2 separate regions of the Homo sapiens genome follow, and region 1 is linked to region 2. A link is a loop called in an ENCODE intact Hi-C map of the cell type or tissue named here. Cell type or tissue: heart left ventricle. All regions are shown on one strand. Links, peaks and the distances in the headings refer to the core of each region. The heading gives the core; the rest is flanking DNA. Region 1 overlaps ADAMTSL3 (ADAMTS like 3). Region 2 overlaps ADAMTSL3 (ADAMTS like 3).

The links. Peaks named below come from ENCODE experiments on the same cell type or tissue, not always from the same donor. Only the 100,000 strongest peaks of a DNase experiment are listed, where the experiment ranks them.
Region 1: a loop joins it to region 2, with 2.8 times the contacts of the local background. A loop is called at or near these places in 2 of 110 quality-filtered maps.

The regions. Positions count from the first base shown.
Region 1 is chr15:83,910,202-83,915,589 of GRCh38, reverse strand. ADAMTSL3 (ADAMTS like 3) reads right to left here. Exons shown (of 30, transcript NM_207517.3): 16 at 2,212-2,498. Among named protein-coding and RNA genes, the nearest start is that of ADAMTSL3, 260 kb to the right of the region's middle. In heart left ventricle, for the core only: no CTCF peak of the experiment used is centred there; a DNase peak (open chromatin) is centred at 2,339.
Region 2 is chr15:83,968,234-83,973,621 of GRCh38, reverse strand. It overlaps ADAMTSL3 (ADAMTS like 3), which reads right to left. Exons shown (of 30, transcript NM_207517.3): 20 at 2,985-3,138. Among named protein-coding and RNA genes, the nearest start is that of GOLGA6L4, 260 kb to the left of the region's middle. In heart left ventricle, for the core only: no CTCF peak of the experiment used is centred there; a DNase peak (open chromatin) is centred at 3,067.

The DNA of each region.
Region 1 (5,388 bases), core at 227-5,226, 58 kb after region 2:
ACTAGAAACCACTACATTGTATACTTTAAATGCATAAATTGTACAGTGTGCGCATTCTATCTCGATAAAGCTGTTACTGAAAAAAAACAAAAGAGGAATTTATCACATGAGTTCAGCCATCCTAGAGGTGGAATCTAGGGCCATCTCAGTGGGTACTGAGAACACAAGGTAGATTCTAGTATTTTAGTAAAAGGCTCCAAAAATGAGCTCTGACAGCAGTCTCTCTCAGCTGAATTAGAATTCACCTGGTCATCTCTCTTTGAGCAACTCTGATTGGTCTGCTGAGTTCCAAGTACCCAGCATGCTATGCTTTCCCAACTTGAGGGGATCTTGCCAGTCAGGAGAAGAAGATGAAACAGGGATTCTACCAACAGCACCTAAAAGCTTGAGATTACAAGGTAGATGTTGGGGTGTGCAAGCAACAGCTGGGCTTGCTTCTGCTCTCCTAATGAAAGACACAGCTCCAAGTCTCTAGTGAGACTGCAGCAATGTGGTGACTCAGAAGCAATGGAGACAGCTGGCATTTTGTAGACATACAGTAGGAAGTTCCAGGCATGTATTATTGTGACTGAATAGGGGACCATCTTTGCATCTCCGTGGCTATCTCTAGAGGGTTTCCCCAAACTCATCAAGAGAAAGCACCAGTTCCCAAATTGCCAAGGGCATGTTAGAGTTAAGGTTTCCAAGACATAAAAAAACCCACAAAAAACAAAAAACAAACAAACAAACAAACAAACAAAACCAAACAAACAAAAAACAACAAACAAACAAAAACGTGTCCAGGGTTCTGAACTCAAGAGCAGGCAGGAGTTTGGCTTGGGCAAGAACAGACACAAGGCAGTGTGGGGGGCAACCCAGACAATGTGCTGTGGAGGGAAGAGATGCAGCAGATGTTTAAGGTTCAACTAAACCAGAGAGGCTAAATTCCTAGCTAGATGGCATGGACTTTTAGCAACCAGACAGAAGCAAGTAAGGGGAGAAAGAGTCCAGAGGCAGCTAAGGCACCTAAAGTCCACATGTGCAACTCTGTCCGCAAGGCAGTAGTTTAGGGGCAGCCTGGGGGTAAGGCACATGCCACTTTAGCCGGGTTTACTGCCAGGCTAGCAATGTTATACAAAAAGTGGCAAGGATACGCAGGTATAGAAGTTGAATTAGACAGGAAAGAGAAAAACAGATACAATCAAGCCATAGAGACTGAATGATAAGGATTGAGAATTCAGGCTCAAGAGTGAGGGGTTCAGGCACAATGAATGGGCCATGAGCTCCACAACTTGATAGGGAGTTTCAAGTAATGGGCTCAAGACTGTTGGGAGGAGTAAAGCATGATCTTGAGCCAAGAGCTCTAAGACAGCATCTCCTTGTGTTTTTCCCACCATTGGCTGGATCAAGAGCAGAGCACATTCAGGCACCAAGCTCTTTACATAGCAGCTGGCTGGAAGGCACAGTCAGGGGTCAAAGGATGAGGGGACGGGGTGACAGGGGCTCTGGATTCCTGGTCAGACCCAGTCTCCTTCATGTAAGTAAAAGATATAGTTTTCTTATTTGTTATTTCTATCTTTTTACTTTCAACAGAGCCCTCAAGAGTGGCTCTCTGGACTCCTGTTAACCACTCCTTCACTCCCTTTTGGATCCTAGATTGTATAAATCATCAGGGGGCCAACTTCTCACCCCAAAGGGGTCACCTGGCTATACAACCACTTTCTAATCCTAACAGGGTTTCCTGGCTGTGTATGTCACCCTCTATGTACACAAACATAAATCATGGTGATTAGTTTGTTCCCCTAGGTGCTGGCCCAATGTGCGGATATGAACCCAAATATTTTCTGAGGACAAACTCTGATCTAGAGTTGCATCAGATATTGCAATTCCAGGCTACCTCAATCTATAAGACTGCTTTATGAACAAGATTGCCTTAACTTATCCATTCTGCATTTTCCTATTTATTTCATATGAACCATCTCAGTCATGCAGATTCTCAGGCAAACAAATATACTTTTTTTGGTTAGTATATAGTCCCACTCTCCTTTCTAAAATAATCACTACAAAAAAAAAAGAAAGAAAAAGAAGAAAAAGTATCATTTTCAGTTATTTGAATGACTTCACCTCCTTTAGACTTTTGCTAATTTGCATATTTGGCTTACCTGATTGAGTAATTTCTCAAACCACTAGCAACACACAACATAACTGTCCCTTAAGCAAAGGTTCAAATACCTCCCACGCATGTTGCTGTGCAAGGGGTGAACCCAGCGTACTCCCAGTCGTAAGTCGTCTCACTGTCCTCAGGGAGAGGGATGTCTAGCTCTCGGGAGGCCGGGCTCTCATCACATGCTTCCAGGAGGCAGGGCCGTTCGGTGGGCAGCTTGGGGCCTTCACACTCTTCCTCGGGCAGCTCAGTCTCAGTCTGCGTGAATGTGAGGAGCACACGGCACTTCACCTCACGGACCTGCACACCCGGCCCACACGTGGTACTGCAGGCTGACCAGGGTTCTGGAATGAACCTAGGGAAAACCAGGAAGCCACCAGAAAAGGACACTGAGGGTCATTAAATATAGGCCAGAAAAGGAGGAGTGACACATTCAACGAAGGCAAAAATAACCAGCTTCACTCGGTGGAATTCCACACATTTGGAATTTTATACTTTTGTTGATGGTCAGTAATGCAGTTAACAAACATTCAAATCTTACTAGCAACAGAAAGAGTAATTCACTAAACTATATTCTACTTTTACATCCATTTCATAATTCGAATCTGTGCTATGGCCTTTGCAAAATTATAAAGGTTTTCTTTAAGATTTAGTAATAAATAAACCATCATATGGAGATCATTTCTAATCTAATTTATTTTATAATATGGAGATTTTCACCAATATTTATTCAGTAAATTAGTATTGAGCTTATCCTCTGTAATGGGCAGAGTAGTATTAAACTGTCTCAAGTTTAGGAGCTAAATTTTAGGGTATCTTAAATACTTTCTACAGAGTGGATGAAGCCTTAATATTCTTTTATGTTTAATACACAAGTGCACGAAGCTTCTGGATCTTCTTCAAAACAAAAGAAATATTGCACAATCTTGCTGAACAAAGCATTTAATTCTTATTCCGGATTATTATCTACTAAATCAAAGGTCATCAAACTATGACTAGCAGGTCAAATCTGGCCCACCTATCTTTGGTACAACCTACCAGCTGAGAATCATTTTTATGTTTTTAAATGGTTGGCAGAAAAAAAGATATTTTGTGACATGTGAAAATTACATAAAATTAAATTTTACCGTGCATAACTAAAGTTTTACTGGAATATAACCACACTCATTTTTCCACCTATTGTCTATGGCTTTTGTGCTACAACAGAACTGAATATTTGCAATAGAAACCATTTGGCCTACAATGCCTAAAACATTTACTATCTGGTCCTTTACTGGACCCCTGCACAGAATTTTGAAAACCAGATTCCGTAGGGACAGATATATTTAAGATACTCTGAAAAAACACTTTGTATCTTGAGATATTAATAAGTGATAGAGGAGAAAGAGTTCAGTAATAGAATAAGTTTTGAAAACTCAGGGCTCGATAATGTTCAACAGATTTATTCACTGCAAAACTTTTCCAAAGACTATGAAATATAAATGCAAACTACAAATGCTTAAGAGAGAAATATTACGTGCATCATTTCATAAACTTAAGTGAATATAGACCCTTGTCCGTGGGATTATGTTCTACTAAATGACTTCAGAAAACACTGCTAAGATGTTTGTTTAAGATGCAGTTCCAAAGCTTAATATTTCTAACCTCAGAAAGACAGGGTTGTAAGGTTCTCACAGAGTCATCCAACCTTCTTTCCCCAGGCAAGACTTAAATATAGTTGTCCAAAAAAGCACACCCCCAATCAGCAGAATGAAATGCCATTACTATATACGTGTCCTGCAAAGAAACATCAATCAACACAAAACATGTTGTTCATTGTGTTGAAAATTGTTAGTGGGGAACCCTTCTCTCTAATTCTCAGATTCCATGTGAGGGCTTGCTCAACTCCCCAGGATGGGGCAATGCTGGAGTTAATATTTGATGTGTCTTTTCTTTCTCTGCTACTCTCATGGTAGAATTGGGAAGGAGACTGGTTAAAGACGAGAAATCCCGACAGTGTAATAATATGTAGTCATTTAAAAGGACATAGGTTTAGGTATGAACTGATAACAGTCTTCTCTTGAAGACTGTTAAATGAAATAAATACATTATACATATATGCTACATACACACAGTCTATAACATACACTATCTATATATACCTATATACTATTTTTTGATTTTAGAAAAAAGAGATCGTAGTACATGAACTGCCCCATATGTAGCATGTTTGTATGTATGCTGGTTTATGTATAATTTCTCTCTTCTGGAAGCAATTGAAAGTGTCAGGAACTAGAGTGTGTAAAGAGGGAGGTTTTTACTTTATATTTTTAAAAGGTTTAAAGTTTCTAAGCATGTGCATATTTTACCTTATGGTCATTAATTTTTTCTCTCTTTTCTCCTTGGTAATAAAAAATTAAAAATTGGGATTTTGTTTTAATGGGAAGTAGATATTTTCATTCAAATTGGACTTCTGTATCTTGGTGATTGAGAATCTCGAGAGGAGATGAGGTAAGAAAGTTCACCTTGGCCAGGCGTGGTGGCTCACGCCGGTAATCCCAGCACTTTGGGAGGCTGAGGCGGGCGAATCACCTGAGGTCAGGAGTTCGAGACTAGCCTGGCCAACATGGCGAAACTCCGTCTCTACTTAAAAAAAAAAAAAAAAATTAGCCAGTCATGGTGGTGCATGCCTGTAATCCCAGCTACTTGGGAGGCTGAGGCAGGAGAATCGCCTGAACCAAGGAGGTGGAGGTTGCAGTGAGCCAAGATTGTGCCACTGCACTCCAGCCTGGGTAACAGAGTGAGACTCCATCTCAAAAAAAAAAAAAAAAAGGTTCACCTAAACTCCCAGCAGGGCAAATAATGGTTATACTCAATGTCCTCCTAGTTTTTCTGTATATTTCAAGTTGGTTTTCAACGATCTTTTTAAAAGTCCTGTTAAAAAGTAAATGTTAGTTCTGTCCAAAGTAACAAGAAGTGACTTAAAGGTTAAAAAAAAAAAAAAACCCACGGCAACTAAAAAATAATTACACAGAATCCAGCATGATTTCCTTCTATGTATTATTTTTTATTTAAATTAAAGATATTATAGTGTTCATACAATTCTGAATCTTGTCTCCCCTCACCAATTTTTTTTTTTTTAAAGAAAGAAAGGAATACATTGAAAGAGCCATGTCTGGGCAAAACACAACCAGAGGAACAGGCTGTGTTACCTACGTCTTTGCACATGGAAGAACTTAAAAAGAATATCATTTCACTGATGTGAG
Region 2 (5,388 bases), core at 277-5,276:
GTGAATTTCTAGGGCATTCTTAGAAAATAGGGCACAAAGCCATTATTGCCCCTCTAAAATAGCATAAATATGAAACATATCAAATTAGCACGGTGATATTATTTTCTTTAGGAAATCCTGGTGGCTCAGGCTAGGGAACCAACCCACCAACAAACAAATCACTTGAAAGGTAATACCAGGGTTGAAGCTGAGCAGGGGTCAGTACAGGAGGTTAATGAAAGGTATAAAGATTTGGCGATAGAGTTGGTTAAGTGGAGACCTAAGGAATGCCGGCTAAGGTTTCTAGTGCAAGAGCAGAAACTGGGGATAATAAGGAGATATGGAAGAACCAGAGGTCATGGTGAGGCACTAACTAAATAAGCAGGAGTGAGTTGAGGGTAAGGCAGAACAAGAAGCTAATTCTGAGTGCCAAGTAGTGAGGAAGTCTAAGGGGTTACCATGCCAAGGTGATGGGGTCAGTGGAATTGATGAGGTTGGGAAATTGGGATATCAGGTGTTAGAAAGGTCATCATCACAGATATTGGTTGTCTTGGATGTTAGGAAACGTTGGAGAGAAATCATGGTCCTGGTGGTGGTGTGTCCTGAAGAAGGGTGAAGAGTGTCTTGTAGGGTCTGCACATGGTGCCTTTGAAGGTATGAGACGGGGCAATCTACGTGCTAAGTGTGTGAAGACAGCAGGGAAACGGTGTAGAGAGGATAAGAGAATGCCAACCTCATCTCTTGCTCTGTCATATGGTGGTGAAGAGGATGCTATGTGAAAGTGTAGAAGCAGAACCTACATTTCAGCAAGCAAGGGCTAGTGATCAAAGATTATGGAGTGAGGCGAGGCTACAGCTGAAGTGGGGGCCCAACTCAGGGTGCGTTGGCTGTGCTGGGAGCATGCATTCCTGTCTCTTGTCTACCTTCATGACCTACATGTTTGGCAGGCAGGAGTGGGGTGGAGTAAAGAAAAAATATTACTGTCTTTTTTTCTTGTGTTTTTTCTTTCTCCCTACAACTTGTAATTTTCTCTGCTCCTCAATGCATGCCAAAATAATTTATAATTTCATCTTGTACCACATTGGATGCCATAATAACCACGTTGTATTTCCACATGCTATTCTGTTATTATTTTAGAGGAAGCTGCCAGTATCACTTTAATTTCACTCTCCTCTAAGGCAGTTTTTACAGTCTAGCCACACTGCTATGCAACCATCCGCAATTAATAAAAATCAGATAGAGAGGCAACTTGAACGAAGCATGATAGTACGCCATATGCTACAGACACTCCTGAATTCCAGGAGACTTTACAACTTGGAATCTCAAGTTTTTGGACTCAAGATTTTGGAAATGTGTTCCTCAGGAAAAAAATGTTAATGTTGTCCATGAATCAGCATAGAGAGGCAGCTAAAAACGTGGGCTAAAGAATCAGACAGACTTGTGGTCAAGCAGTTCAGCTGGCAGCCAGGGAGCCTTAGGCAAGTCTCATGCCTTTTCTATGGCTTGGGTTTCTCATCTCCAGATGGAGATAGTATCTGCCTCACAATGTTGTTCAGGGGACTAAATGAGATAATGCATGCAAAGAACTCCACATAGTAATTGCTCAATAAATGTCACTACTTAAAAAAAACTTAATTATTTGTCTTATTTTGTTTTGTGAGTTTCTCCAGGAAAGGTGTTGGTAAATTGAAGTTTTATATATATGTTATATATCATATATATATAACATATATATAAAACATATATATAAAAGACATATATATATATATGTTTTCCTCTCCTAAGCAGCATTAAAATAAGAATAGTTCATTTTTAATTTTTTTCCTTACCAAACGTTCAGGAGGGTAACTGATATAATAAATGTTATTTCACAGGTGAGTAATTAAAGATAGTGAAAAAGTGGTAAATGAACTCCAAAGCTGTTATTTCCACTATGCCTGTTCCCTACCTCCCTTCCCAACCTCCTCACCACCACTCTGCTGCCTGCTTTTCAATTGCTGTCATGGCTGTCATGGCCGCCCTCGGCTTACATGTTTTAACACACAACTCTTTTTTTCTTTCTTTCTTTTTTTTTTTTTTTTTTTGAGACAGAGTCTCACACTCTGTCGCCCAGGCTGGAGTGCAATGGTGCGATCTCGACTCACTGCAACCTCCGCCTCCCAGGTTCAAGTGATTCTCCTGCCTCAGCCTCTCGAGTAGCTGGGACTACAGGAGTGTGCCACCAAGCCCGGCTAATTTTTTGTATTTTTAGTAGAGACGGGGTTTAACCATGTTAGCCAGGATGGTCTTGATCTCCTGACCTCATGATCCACCCACCTCAGTCTCTCAAAGTGCTAGGATTACAGGCGTGAGCCACTGCGCCTGGCCCACATAACTCTTATATGAAACATACATATTCATGTGTAAAAATATATTCTATCATGTACACTGAAAATACAGATGAATGCTACATGCATATTAGCTTTGGCTATAATGAAGCCATAATATGAACTCTTTATAGTAAGCTCATTATTCATAATTAATTGAGGTGTACAAACTGCCATTTTTAAATCAAAGTTCTTTCATGTTTTTATCCTTGCCAATTTTAGATTATACACAAGAAAAAATACTTGAATGCTTAAAAATACGTAGCTCTTCTACTTTTAATTAAGTCCAAATGCAATCCTAGCAAAGTGAACCAGGAGGTATTTTGGCTTAACTTCTACATGGAACACTCCTGAACTCTAAGCAGAAGGAATTATGGTAAAGTAGAGGACATAAATCCAAATGAGGAAGCCTAAAAGATGCATTTGTTAAGTGGGCGGACATTTCTTAAAACAGACTTTTCTTAGAACTATATCTTGGTCTTCCACGTTCTACTGATCGCTGCCGAAAACAACACTGAGTACAGCTTGAGTTGCCTTACCCACAGATTAGAAATCTGTTGACGTATGGAAAATAAAGACATCGGGACAAAATGAACAGAATCAGCATATCTTGGTGAAGCGCGGACACCGCATACTTACTACTGCACTCAGGCATCTGGCAAGATCTTACAAGAGGGAGCCCTGGTAGATCCCTGCACATCATCTCACTGAGGGGGATGCGCCGACCTTTGGCTGCCAGCCTTTGACACACCTGCTTTCTTCTCTGGATTCCAACACCACAACTGACAGAACACTGAAATGAGAGTTGTGCAACAGAGTCAAATGGAGCATGAGCAGGCAGACCCAGCCAACAACAGCAAAGTCTCCAAGGGTGAAACAAGAGGAAATTTTCAGTACGGATGTGCCAAGAAGAAAGCCATTTCCTAGGCTTGAACATCTTTTATGTCATGGAGAGTTTCTTCCTCCTCTCCTCCCCTTCCCTCCCCTCCCTTCTCTTCCTTTCTTTCTTTCTCTTTTTCCTTCAGTCATGTCCTCTCTACCGCCCTCCCCCTCCTTCCATCTCACTCTTTCTTTTGGAGATAGTAATTTCCAGTAATTTATTATCGTGGGATTTTTTTGGCATTGCAATTAATATCTAATTTATTTTTTAGCCATTCATTTTTTATTTTCATTTTTAAAATTTGACCCTTTTAATAGTTTTGTTGAGGTATAATTGATATACAAAGAACTACACATGTCTAATGTGTACAATGTGATGGGTTTGGGCTTAATGCAAACACCATATGACACCATTACCACAATCGGAGTAACAGACATATCCAACACTTTCCGAAGTTCCCTTTTGTTTTTTGTTGCCTGTTTGTTTTGTTTTGTTTATTTATGACTAGAACACTTCACATAAGATCTACCTTCTTAATAAATTTTGAATTGCACACTATCTATTGTTAACTGTGCCTATAGGCACTATGTTTTTCCGCAGATCTCTAGAACTTATTCAGCTAGTATAATTGAAACTTTATAACCATTTAACAACTCCCCATTTTCCCCATTCCCCCAGTATGGGGAAACCACTATTGTATTCTATGCTTCTATGAGTTTGACAATTTTAGATACCTTATGTAATGGAATCATGCAACATTTGTTTTTCCCTAACTGGCTTATTTCACTTAGCATAATGTCCTCTAGGTTCATCCATCTTGCAACAAATGGCAGAGTTTCCTACATTTTTAAGGCTGTAAAATATTTCATTGTATGTATATACAGTACCATATTTTCTTTATCCATTCATCTGCCTATGGGCATGTCCATTGTTTGTTTGTTTGTTTTTTGAGATGGATTCTTGCTCTGTCACCCAGGCTAGATAGAGTGCAGTGGCATGATCTCAGCTCACTGGAATCTCTGCCTCTCAGATTCAAGCGATTCTCCTGCCTCAGCCTCCCAAGTAGCTGGGATTTCAGGCGCCCACCACTGCACCCTGCTACTTTTTGTATTTTTAGTAGAGATGGGGTTTTATCATCTTGGCCAGGCTGGTCTCAAACTCCTGACCTCGTGATCCACCTGCCTCGGCCTCCCAAAGTGCTGGGATTATAGGCGTGAGAAGCCACGGCCGGCCTTTTTAAAATTATTATACTTTAAGTTCTGGGATACATGTGTAGAATGTGCAGGTTTGTTATACAGGTCCACATGTGCCATGGTGGTTTGCTGCACCCATCAACCCGTCATCTACATTAGGTATTTCTTCTAATGCTATCCCTTCCCTAGCCCCCCACCCCCTGACAGGCCCCAGTGTGTGATGTTCCCCTTCCTGCGTCCATGTGTTCTCATTGTTCAACTCCCACTTAAGAGTGAGAACGTGCAGTGTTTGGTTTTCTGTTCCTGTGTTAGTTTGCTGAGAATGATGGTCTCCAGTTCCATCCATGTCCCGACAAAGGACATGAACTCATCCTTTTTTGTGGCTGCATAGTACTCCATGGTGTTCCACATTTTCTTTATCCAGTCTATTATTGATGGGCATTTGGGTTGGTTCCAAGTCTTTGCTATTGTGAACAGTGTTGCAATAAACATATGTGTGCATGTGTCATAGTAGAATGATTTCCAATCCTTTGGGTATATACCCAGTTATGGGATTGCTGGATCAAATGGTATTTCTGATTCTAGATCCTTGAGGAATTGCCACACTGACTTCCACAATGGTTGAACTAATTTACACTCCCACCAACAGTGTAAAAGCATTCCTATTTCTCCATATCCTCTCCAGCATCTGTTGTTTCCTGGCTTCTTAATGATCGCCATTCTAACTGGTGTGAGATGGTATCTCATTGTGGTTTTGATTTGCATTTCTCTAATGAGCTTTTTTCCATATGTTTGTTGGCCGCATAAATGTCTCCTTTGGAGAAGTATCTGTTCATATCCTTCACCCACTTTTTGATGGGGTTTTTTCTTGTAAATTTGTTTAAGTTCCTTGTAGATTCTGGATATTAGCCCTTTGACAGATGGATAGATTGCAAAATTTTTCTCCCATTCTGTAGGTTGCCTGTTAGTC